3 separate regions of the Homo sapiens genome follow, and all the other regions are linked to region 1. Evidence: chromatin loops called from intact Hi-C (ENCODE). Cell type or tissue: mammary epithelial cell. All regions are shown on one strand. Links, peaks and the distances in the headings refer to the core of each region. The heading gives the core; the rest is flanking DNA.

Region 1 (3,362 bases), core at 326-2,825:
GCTAAATTCTGCTCCACTTGGATTGAAAACGTTCAGATGTTTTGTTTATGTGTTTGCTTTCTTGCTTATTCACCTACGACATCTAATCCTTTAGTCTGAATAGTATCCAGTGAATACACTCCTGTCCCTCTCCTCAGTCCTCACCCAAATGCAGTAAAGCAAGAGATCAGCAGGGCAGCCAGAGAGCCCACACCAGTGAGGCCAGGAAAGAAAACAGAGCTCAAGAGGGTCCACATGAAGGTTTCCTTCCTTATCTAGTCCCCAGAGGCTTTTTTTTCTAAGTAAAACTCCCAAAGAACTAAAAACAAAGGAAACACAAAAAATTCAACGTGGTATAGAAATTTCGGTAGAAGAACTTTTATTGAACAGTAAGATTCAAGATTTCACCAGGTGAGAGGGGGAATTGAAAATTAGTAGAAAAATTCCAAGGGGACCAGTTAGCCACAACAAAGAATGGGGTTCAGGGAACTTCTTAGGGATGTATCTTCCCCTCAATACAGGTAGAGGAGCAGCATCAGAAGCAGGGCGTTGGAGAGAGGCATAGAAGAGAATCACCTTCTCCTGGCCCACGCAAGCTACCTGGTGTACCTTCAAGTTCAGGCCAGCTGCTGTTCCTGCCCGCTCTTGGAGATGAAAAGGTTTCCCATGCCCCCACCTCCTCCCGAGTTAATTCTCTCCAGGTGCTTCTCTTGATGTAAACCCAGGGTGCTATTAGCAGGCTCCTTGTTCTCTTGCTCAAATCCTTTCCAACCTTTCCAACCTGTGGAGCTCTGCTGTTTCTAATTTCTAACCCCCATCTTGTTTCTTTCCCCCAATATTGAATTCTGCCATAATCTTCAGATCAACTCTAGTTGTCTCCATTTTTTTTCTGAATGCTAAAACCTTCCAGCCGTCTTCTCTTCCACTCCCTGACCACTCACGAGTCACCTGCATTTCTTACCCCAGTCGTCATCCTTGTTTCCATGAACGATCCTCTCCAGGGCTTCCTGCCAGAAAAGTATTTTGCAAGTTTCATTTGAATTTCTACACAGTATAATTCTGAACATGTAAATAATATATAAAGTCAACCTATGTTTGGAGCTAAGAGTGACAACAATCTCTCACACTACAGATCCGTCCCAAATTGGTAATGCCCTAAAAATGCTAATAAAAATAAGGTGCTTGTGAAATACTCAAATCCCTTCAGTTAGTACAAAAACAACTGGTGACCTAAAAATTCAAGGAATGGCCCAGAGTAAAGGGAAATGTAATGTTGACTCTGGTTTACAGAAAGTGAATCTGAGTCATGGCAGATCCTGAAATTTCACATGAACTCATTCTGCCTGTAAATGCCCCAGCATCAATAGTGAGCAAACGTGCATTCTGGCCAGCCAGGCAGAAGCACTTTGTTTTCCATTGTGCGGTGACGCCAGATCCCCATTGCTTCTGACAAAGGCCCTCGTCAAGCCTGTGTGTCATCGTTTGCGTTTGCCACAGCTGCAGCGGGGTGCGCGCAGACCCACTTCCCGACTGCTCATCAACCGACCTCCCTGGGGCCGAGAGGCAAGCCGGGTCCGCGCGGGGTGCAGCGCCACCTGCTGGAATTCATGCGATGGAGCAGCAGCCTGAAGTGGCTGCGGAGTCCAGAAGTCCTGTCCTTGAGGTTTGCTTTCAGACAACGGCCAGTCCTGACTGCAAGAACAAAAACACTAGCAGAAATATGCACCCGTTACGCAAACCAGCCCTTAAGGCTGCACATGATCCTTTCCCCACTACAGAATGTGGTGTGGCGTGTATATGTGCACCAGTGAGTATGTGGGGGGAGAGGGGGTACACCCATTTGTGGTGGGGGGGGTATAATGTGGTGTGTTCATGTGCGGTGTCTGTGCATGACCTCTCAAAGGTAGGAAAAGTGGCATCGTCGTCATACTCCTTGTTGGATTGGTAAGGAATTGTTCAGTTGACAGAGATTTTGATATAACTTGTTCCATTTATTTCCTCGCTACGCCGTTCAAGTAGATAAAACGTTCTCGACCAAATGAATTGCCAGTGCTCTGGCTCTCTAGAAGAATTACTCATGACCTAACCACGCTGGAGGCTGACAGCTAACTAATGATCTTTCCCTCTTTTCAAAAGACTTTGCCCATATGGGAACAAAGACTGTCATGATCCCCCAGCCAGGCAGGGCTGGCCCTGGGCTTGGAGGAGGCGATGAAGTAAGACACAGGCAGCTATGGGAAGAAGTCAACCACTTCCACGAGGCCAATTGTGGGTGTCTCAGGAAACAGACAAGTTGCGAGTCTATGTTTTTGCCAGATCCTCTGCCCCTTTAGAGACGTGCTCGCATGTCACATGCGTGAGGCAACTTTCCGTGCCTAGGAGGTTACTGACTTAAACCCAGGGACACTTGTTGAAGTGGGAGGCCTGACAGACAAAGGCAAAGGTGTTTGATGAATGGCTCTGCTGGCTGGTGATGTGGAAGTGTTTGCTGACAGTTCGAGAAACACCAGGGAGCCAACAGATTAAGTGTTCTGTATTTTCCTGGCTACTAAATAATAACTACAGTTTCCTGAGGGTTTACTCATGCCAGGCAGAAGGCTAAGTGCTTTACCTTTGTTTTTTTGTTCATGAAATCCTCAAAACTGCTCTATAAGCCATGCACTATGATCAGCCCTGCTTTCCCGATGAGGAAACTGAGGCCCAGAGGGGTAAGTTCCCTGCCTAAGGTTACACAGCTCAGGAGTAAGGGGAGGACTCAGGTCTCTGCGGGCCAAAGGCCAGGCTCCTGATGCTGACCCTCCTGCTTCCCTGCCATTAGTGCCCTGCGAGGCCCGGACCTGCCCTCTATTTTCCCGCTCATTTTAGGGCCACAGTGACTCACCAGCCATGTGCCCATACCACTCATTTTCACAGAGCCCTGGAGTATGAGAGCAGGGCTTGAGGAAAGAGCTTTCGTTCACTTTGTTTTGAGCCAGGACAACAGACTGGGAAGTGGTTGGAACACACAGTTCTGGGTCAGAGGTCAGAGAACAGACAGGACTCCAAAGGCTAAAACAAACAAGATTTCTCACAGCAGCTCTGGCCGCGTTGAGACCCACGGGCTGGGGCTGGCCAGTCTGTCCCCACGTGGGATAGACTGTGTCCAGAAGGGTGGCCTGGCCTGCTCCTGGCTAGAGCAGATGAGGAAACCACTGTCCTGGATTCAGCTCCCAGTTCTGCCACATTCCAGCTGAGGGCCTGTGGGACAGTCGTGAAGAGCCACATATGGCAATGTCATCTCTCAGGAACCCAAGACGCCAAGGCCCCTCACTGTAATGTGGCAATAACGCCAGCTAGCATGCAGAACTGTTGTGGGGTAATGAATGGAAGCTAATGTATGAGAA
Region 2 (3,362 bases), core at 362-2,861, 250 kb before region 1:
GCTTGTCAAGGACTTACAAAGAGCAACTAAGTTTTGGAGGAAAAACGGGAGTTCTTCAGACAAGAAAGAATGCAAGCAATAGTTATGATCATGTACTAAATATCTGTTAAATGCTATACACTCTGCTATCTATATATTTTACATGGGCCATTTCTCTTGTAATTGTTGCGATAACCCCATGAGACAGATACTACAGAACCCATTTTACATATGAGCAAACTGAGTGTAACACATTGTGAGTCACTTGCTTGAGGTCACACCACTAGTACATACCTTAAACAAGAATCCAAACTGACTCAGAAACTTGAGCAGAGAAAACAGCATTGCAAAGCATGTGGCTAGTTTTGGGAAACTGGAGAGCTCAATGTGATTAGAACACAGATCAGTCTAGAAAGATGAGGTCTTAGGGGCCCTGCAACCAGTAACTATATCTTAGACAGGCAACTCCATTACGCTTCTCCCAGGCAGAAAGCCTCTTATGGCCTGCTGCTTCAGTGGGTATTATTTAGTAAGCATAGTCTTCCTTCATTAAATCATGAAATCAGCAGTAGAGGTTTCTTAACATGTGGTTCAATGATCATATGTGTCAGAAGCCCTGGAAAATTTGTTAGAAATACAGATTTTCAAGGTACCACACAAGTCTATAGAATCAGAACCTCTTTGACCCGTAAACACTCCTTTTTAGTAACCTTTTCACGAGTTTCCTATATTCACCAAAGTTTGAGAGCCTCAGTGGTGGCAGATTTACTCAGAACTCTTCCTCTCTGGGCTCCAAGAGCTGAGCTCTCAAACTTCAATGTACATACAAATCCCCTGGGAATCCTTTTAAGAATCAGATTCTGATTCAGTGGGTTGGAGGGATAAGAGGACTGAATTCTGCCAGGTGTTGTAGACATTGCTGGTCCACAGACCACTCTAGGGGTCACAGGGTTGTAGAATATCCCACCCAGATTTCTTCTCTGCTTCTACTATCTCTCCTGCTCTTGTTTGTCTCCAGAATACTTTTCCTTGCCCAGGTTTAGTGCACCTTAAAACAACCTTCTATTTACTTACTGCCTAAAAATGTTTTACCTTTGCTGAGAGAAGATGATCAAACTGTTTTTATTTTCATACACTTATTGTTGAAAAATGGTACTTTAAAAAACATGTTTCTTGGCTCTCTGAAATTCTAGAAGAGCCTAAGAGGTCAGGCTAGTAGTATAAAAAATAGAGGGACTGATGATGACAAAAGTGTGAAAAATGAACTTTCTTTTGTGATATAATGCACATAGTCATCTGGATCAATTAACATTTTCTTCAACACACTCTTTTAAATAACATAACGAAACTAACAGCCCTGCCATCTCTGGAGTCATCAAGGATTGACTAAGGAGGAGTCTTAGTCAGAATAAATCTCCTTATTTAGAACTTAAAAACCTGAGCTCTCTGGTCTCCTGTGCAGACATGCTCTGGAAGCCTCTCCTTACTGGCACTCCTGCAAGGAAAGAGCTGTGTACAACCAGCTGCCAAGGCTTCAGCTCCCTGGCACCAGGCAATGGCAAAAGCCACTCCAGCTGAAAGGCGTCTTTTGCCCTCTGGGTGAGAATGGCTGCTTTAGAAAATGGCCTTAAGTTCCTAATGGCACTAAGTTCCTAAAACTTTCTTTTTTCTCTGAGCTATCATATTTTCAAAGCATTAATCCTTGCAAAGGTGCAAGACTCCCACTTTATATTTTGCAGTGCATTTCCTAATGTGTGTCTACTAACCTGGACTCATTCCTGGCTTTGCAATTCAGTTACTTTATCTTGTGGTTCAAACACTTCTGTTTGTTGTTCCCACTTAATTCAGATAAATTAAATAGGCACTTTCAGGAAGGGGTTGGATTACCCACTCTCTATAAAATAGACAGGCCTGCATGCCAAGGATTACCTAGAGACAATTTATTTGATTTGGTGCATTTTAGGTGAAGGACATAATTTGGTCTCAAATTCCACATCTTTGCCCTGAAGTCTTAGTTCTAAGACTAAAAGAAACCACCAATCCAATTTCTAGCCTGCTGTTAAGAAGCATGCTGTCAATGTAGAGATAAATCAATACTTTGAAACAAAACTTAAGACTTTCTTTGGTACTTAATAAGCCCTTCTAGATGGGATCAACCATCTATGGGAGAAACCAAGGAGGATTCTAAACAAATTTGGGAAATACAGATGGTCCCTGACATAATTTTTTAACTTGACTATGGTGCACAAGTGATGTGCATTCAATAGAAAGAGATATGATATTATCTCTCTCCATCTCCCGCCATGCTGGACAGCAGCAATGAACCACAGTTCCCAGTCAGCCGCATGATCATGAGGGTAAACAACCTACACTCTACATTGTACTATGTTGTCACATGATTTTGTCCAGTTGTTGGCTAACATAAATGTTCTGAGCACATTTCAGCTCATCATAGCTAGGCTAAGCTATGCTATTTGGTAGCTGAGGTGTATTAAATGCATTTTCCATTTATACAATATTTTCAACTTAACAATGGGTTTATCAGGATGTAACCCATTTGTAAGTGAAGGAACATCTCTAAATATAGTTCAATTTTCTCTCGTTTCTGCTTCCCTCTTCATGACTTACCCCAGTTATTCATTTAATATTTTTTCTTTAATAGCAACTATGTATTATACACAGTTAGGATATATATATGTAACTTTAAATAAGTCAAATACAGTCCCTGCTCTCACAAAATTTATCCTCCTAGTGGAGGATATGGGAGTAAGCAATCACAATATAATAGGTTCCATTTTTTATTTACAGTAATTGCCAACCAATCTTTGCCATGATTTGATGTTTACTTTCACTCAGTAGGTTCCAGTTTACAAGGCTGGTTATTACTTCCCAGGCAGGATCACTATGCCTGCAATTTGTATAGCTGCTAGGGGACAAAATGGAGTCCTGAATTAGGTAATATATTCCCACTGGCTTTCCCCAGACACACCTCTCAGAATATTAATAATTGAGAATATATTAACATATTATTATTGATTGAATATTAATAATTGAGAATTGGTAATTTAGAATATAATTATTAATAACTGAGAATATATTAATAATTGAGTCCATTTTTCTTATTGTATAAAAGAAGCTTTTATTAAACTAATAATATAAATAGAAAACTACTCATTAACATTTCTAATTATAAAAAACTATATAAAATATATATAGTTTTAAAACTACATAAAATAAAGTTTAAAAAAATGCACAGCTGGGTACAGTGGCTCATGCTTGTAACCCCAGCATTTTGGGAGGCCAAAGTGGAAGGACTGCTTGAGGTCAGGAGTTTGAGACCAACCTGGGAAACATAGCAAGACAAATTTATTTACTTACAAAAA
Region 3 (3,362 bases), core at 362-2,861, 320 kb before region 1:
GCATTGTCAAAAATATACATATTCTTTGGTGTTAACCTGTGACTTCTCAAGTGTTACCAGTTGAAAAATTGCTTCCATATTGCATCAAACTCAAAAATCCTCAAAAACTTGGCATCTTACCTAAGAATTTCTTAGTTTGCTATCTACCTTGCCCCCTAGAATGTAGACAGAATGAAGGTGGGGACTTCTGTCTGTTCACTGATGTATTCCCAGTGCCTAAAACAGTGCATAGCACATAAGGCACTTCATAAAGTTTTGCTGAATTAATGAATAAAAGTTGTCCTTTTCCTCAGCCTAAAATCTTCAGCAAAGCTTATCTGTAATCAGCTCCTGCTCCTTTCTCTAGACTGCCTTCTCTTTTATCACTTTATCTCTTGAACTATACACTTCAGCCAAATGCAAATTATTGGCAGTTCCCCAAATGTACCACATTCTCTCTCTCTCCGAAGGCCTTTGCACATGTTCCTCTGTGTAGAAGACTTTTCTGTCTTGTCCTCCTATTCCCTGGGCCTGGGAAAATTCTCTTTGTCCTTCAGATCACAGTTTAGAAACCTCTTATTTCAGAAAGCCTTACCTAGCCTCCAAAATAGAGCTAGACGAGCCCTTAGCTCCCTGTAATTTCCGCTATGGTAGCACTTACCCACTTGGACTATTATTGCTGCAAGGAAATAACATTACTAGAGGCGGAATGATGTTTGTGAAATTATACATCAGCAGTTGCACTTCAAACAGGACCTCATAAAGGAATTAACTCTGTACTCTTAGTGCTGGAATAGGAATATTTAAGAAAAATAACCAGGATGTATTAGAAAAGCATCACAAAAGTTTGAGCAAACTAACACATATTTAAACATACTGCTCTATCTCACTGAGTGGAAGCATCACTCTAGTCTAACCACTAAAACAAAAACATGCATGGCATCCATGTGAAACACTAACACACATTGTTCCATAGATAGTTGCTTCATGTCATTCAGGTCACAGCAACAACGTCACGCTTTTAGAAAGGACATCACTGACCAACGTTGTGTAAAGTTACCCCAATTAATTTATAGCCCATTGCCCTGTTTACCATCTAAATTACATGTCTATCTCTTTGAGATGCTCTCAATCATTTATGTGTTTACTAGTTTATTTTCAATTCTCCATACTAAATAATAGTTTCTATAACAGCAGGGATCTTGTTTGTCTTATTTAGTTCTTTATACCTCCAGAGCCTAAATGAGTCCTTGGCATTCAGTAGATACTCGATAATTTTTTTTAATGCATGTGAAACAAGGAACCTCAAAATCAAAGTAATTTCCATCTTGGCCAGTAGGGTACTTTCACTGGCACTGGTTGCCCAGAACTGAAAGTCCCTTGTACTTCATGCAAAATTCACATGTACTAACCGGCCAACTGATGAGTTCTGTCCAATGACAAACTATTATAGTGTAGTACACTGACTTCATTTAATTGCATGTACTATTTTATAAGTAGCTTATATTACATTTTCTTAGTATACTATTAGAATACCAATAATAAAAATAAGAAAAATCTATGTCTTCTAAATTTAAAAACTTCAGTTGCTTTTCTTCTGGATTAGTTTAAAAAATCTGAAGTTAAATATGTTTTCATATATATTAGAAAATCTAGTAAAAAGTATTGTATACCTATTACCTTGATAAAAATTATTAATATCAGTTTGCCTAGATAAATCTGAAATGAATACAAAAAGATTGAGGAGGAAAGCTTTTGATTTCATTAAAGATTGAAAAGAAAACCTTTAAATATATTATTTGCTGAAATGTTAGAATACCACACAAATACTATTTTGGGGACCAATCACACAGAGATTGTACATGGTTAGGCCTCATTAATTCTATGGCAACACTACTATAAAAACACATTTTTACTTATTTTGATTGGTTAGAAAAGACATTAACAAGATTACAAATCATGAGCCAGAAGCTAGAAAGAGAGAGTATACAACTGTATCATTTCTAAAAATTCTTAAAACAAAGTAGAACAAAAAAACAGTGCCAATATTAAACTACTAATTCTAACCAAGGAGGGAAACCTATAAAACTAAAATTGTAATCTGTGTCTGCACATTAAACCTTTATCATCCAACTAGTGGTAGACTTGTCATACAGAGGATTCTGACTGGACTTTCCTTCCCCACATAAGCAAGAGGGCGAACTCCTCCTGTCTGCGGAGGAGTGGAAGAATGATTGCAGCGCCCAGCGCAGGACCTTGTTCACAGCTACTCAACAAATATCTGTCTAATGATTGTTTCATGGACTAATTGTGAAAATTGGAGAATATCCTTCATAGCAGTAACTTGAACTAGAAGTGTGGCCCAAGAAGAATCAGAACTGGAATTCCCTTAATGGAAATGGACCAGACAACCAGAAAGAAGGAAACTGGCAAGTTTGGGCAGCCCAAAGAGGCTCCTGGGAATCTCAACATCTCTTTGCACAGCTTCCTCCATGTTGTGCTTGATAGGAGGACCTTCCTCAGATTCTTTATCTTCATGAAATTAAAAGTGAAAACTCTGGGTTCAAGACTCATGTGTCACTTAACAAGTAGATGACTTAAAAAATAAGTTCAGGCCGGGCGCGGTGGCTCACACCTGTAATCCCAGCACTTCGGAAGTCTAAGGCGGGAGGATCACACGGTCAGGTGATCGAGACCATCCTGGCTAACACGGGAAAACCCCGTGTCTACTAAAAATACAAAAAAATTAGCCGGGCGTGGTGGCGGGCGCCACCTAGTCCCACCTAGTCGGGAGGCTGAGGCAGGAGAATGGTGTGAACCCGTGAGGCGGAGCTTGCAGTGAGCCGAGATGGCGCCACTGCATTCCAGCCTGGGCGACAGAGACTCCGTCTCACAAAAAAAAAAGAAAAAAAAAAGTTCATTTATCTGAGATTCAGATTCCTAAGCTAATATAATGATAAAAATAATACCCCAAACATCAAACAGAATGTTTTATGTTCAAAAGAGGAAGTTATAAGAAAACCTCGATATAATGTAAATTACTACCACATGTACCAAATAGTTACCAATCCTTTAGATACTGTCATAACATCTATCTGTTTATTTACATTTTTCAGAATTTCTGGTATTACTACATGAGGGTATTCCAATTGGGTTACTCTATTATGTATTTTGCTCCAAATGTTAAACTTTCAAGTTTCAATTAAGCTCCTTGTAAGTACCATTATTCTGATGACAGTTCTTTGTGTACTTTTTGCAAATTGTTTACATTATATGTCAGAGTACAAAAATATTTGATAGTTATGAGGACTATACCCCGGACTCTTGCAAAGTCTCACAACTGCAAATAATATGATGGCATAGAGTTCCTGCTCCTTTACATG

What was found. Peaks named below come from ENCODE experiments on the same cell type or tissue, not always from the same donor. Only the 100,000 strongest peaks of a DNase experiment are listed, where the experiment ranks them.
Region 2: a loop joins it to region 1, with 5 times the contacts of the local background. A loop is called at or near these places in 4 of 110 quality-filtered maps.
Region 3: it touches region 1 in a loop (5-fold over the local background); 5 of 110 quality-filtered maps call a loop at or near these places.

Annotation. Positions count from the first base shown.
Region 1 is chr5:95,857,113-95,860,474 of GRCh38, reverse strand. LINC01554 (long intergenic non-protein coding RNA 1554) reads right to left here. Exons shown (of 3, transcript NR_026936.1): 3 at 342-1,671. Among named protein-coding and RNA genes, the nearest start is that of LINC01554, 6.6 kb to the right of the region's middle. In mammary epithelial cell, for the core only: a CTCF peak has its summit at 1,574 (motif pointing left); a DNase peak (open chromatin) is centred at 1,404; H3K4me3 peaks cover 637 bases; H3K27ac peaks cover 1,237 bases.
Region 2 is chr5:96,111,818-96,115,179 of GRCh38, reverse strand. All of the region lies in intron 1 of LOC101929710 (a long non-coding RNA gene), which reads right to left. It also overlaps a transcript of CAST not described here. Among named protein-coding and RNA genes, the nearest start is that of MIR583, 34 kb to the right of the region's middle. In mammary epithelial cell, for the core only: no CTCF peak of the experiment used is centred there; a DNase peak (open chromatin) is centred at 1,419; H3K27ac peaks cover 1,688 bases.
Region 3 is chr5:96,173,272-96,176,633 of GRCh38, reverse strand. All of the region lies in intron 1 of LOC101929710 (a long non-coding RNA gene), which reads right to left. It also overlaps a transcript of CAST not described here. Among named protein-coding and RNA genes, the nearest start is that of MIR583, 96 kb to the right of the region's middle. In mammary epithelial cell, for the core only: a CTCF peak has its summit at 1,316; no DNase peak of the experiment used is centred there; H3K27ac peaks cover 120 bases.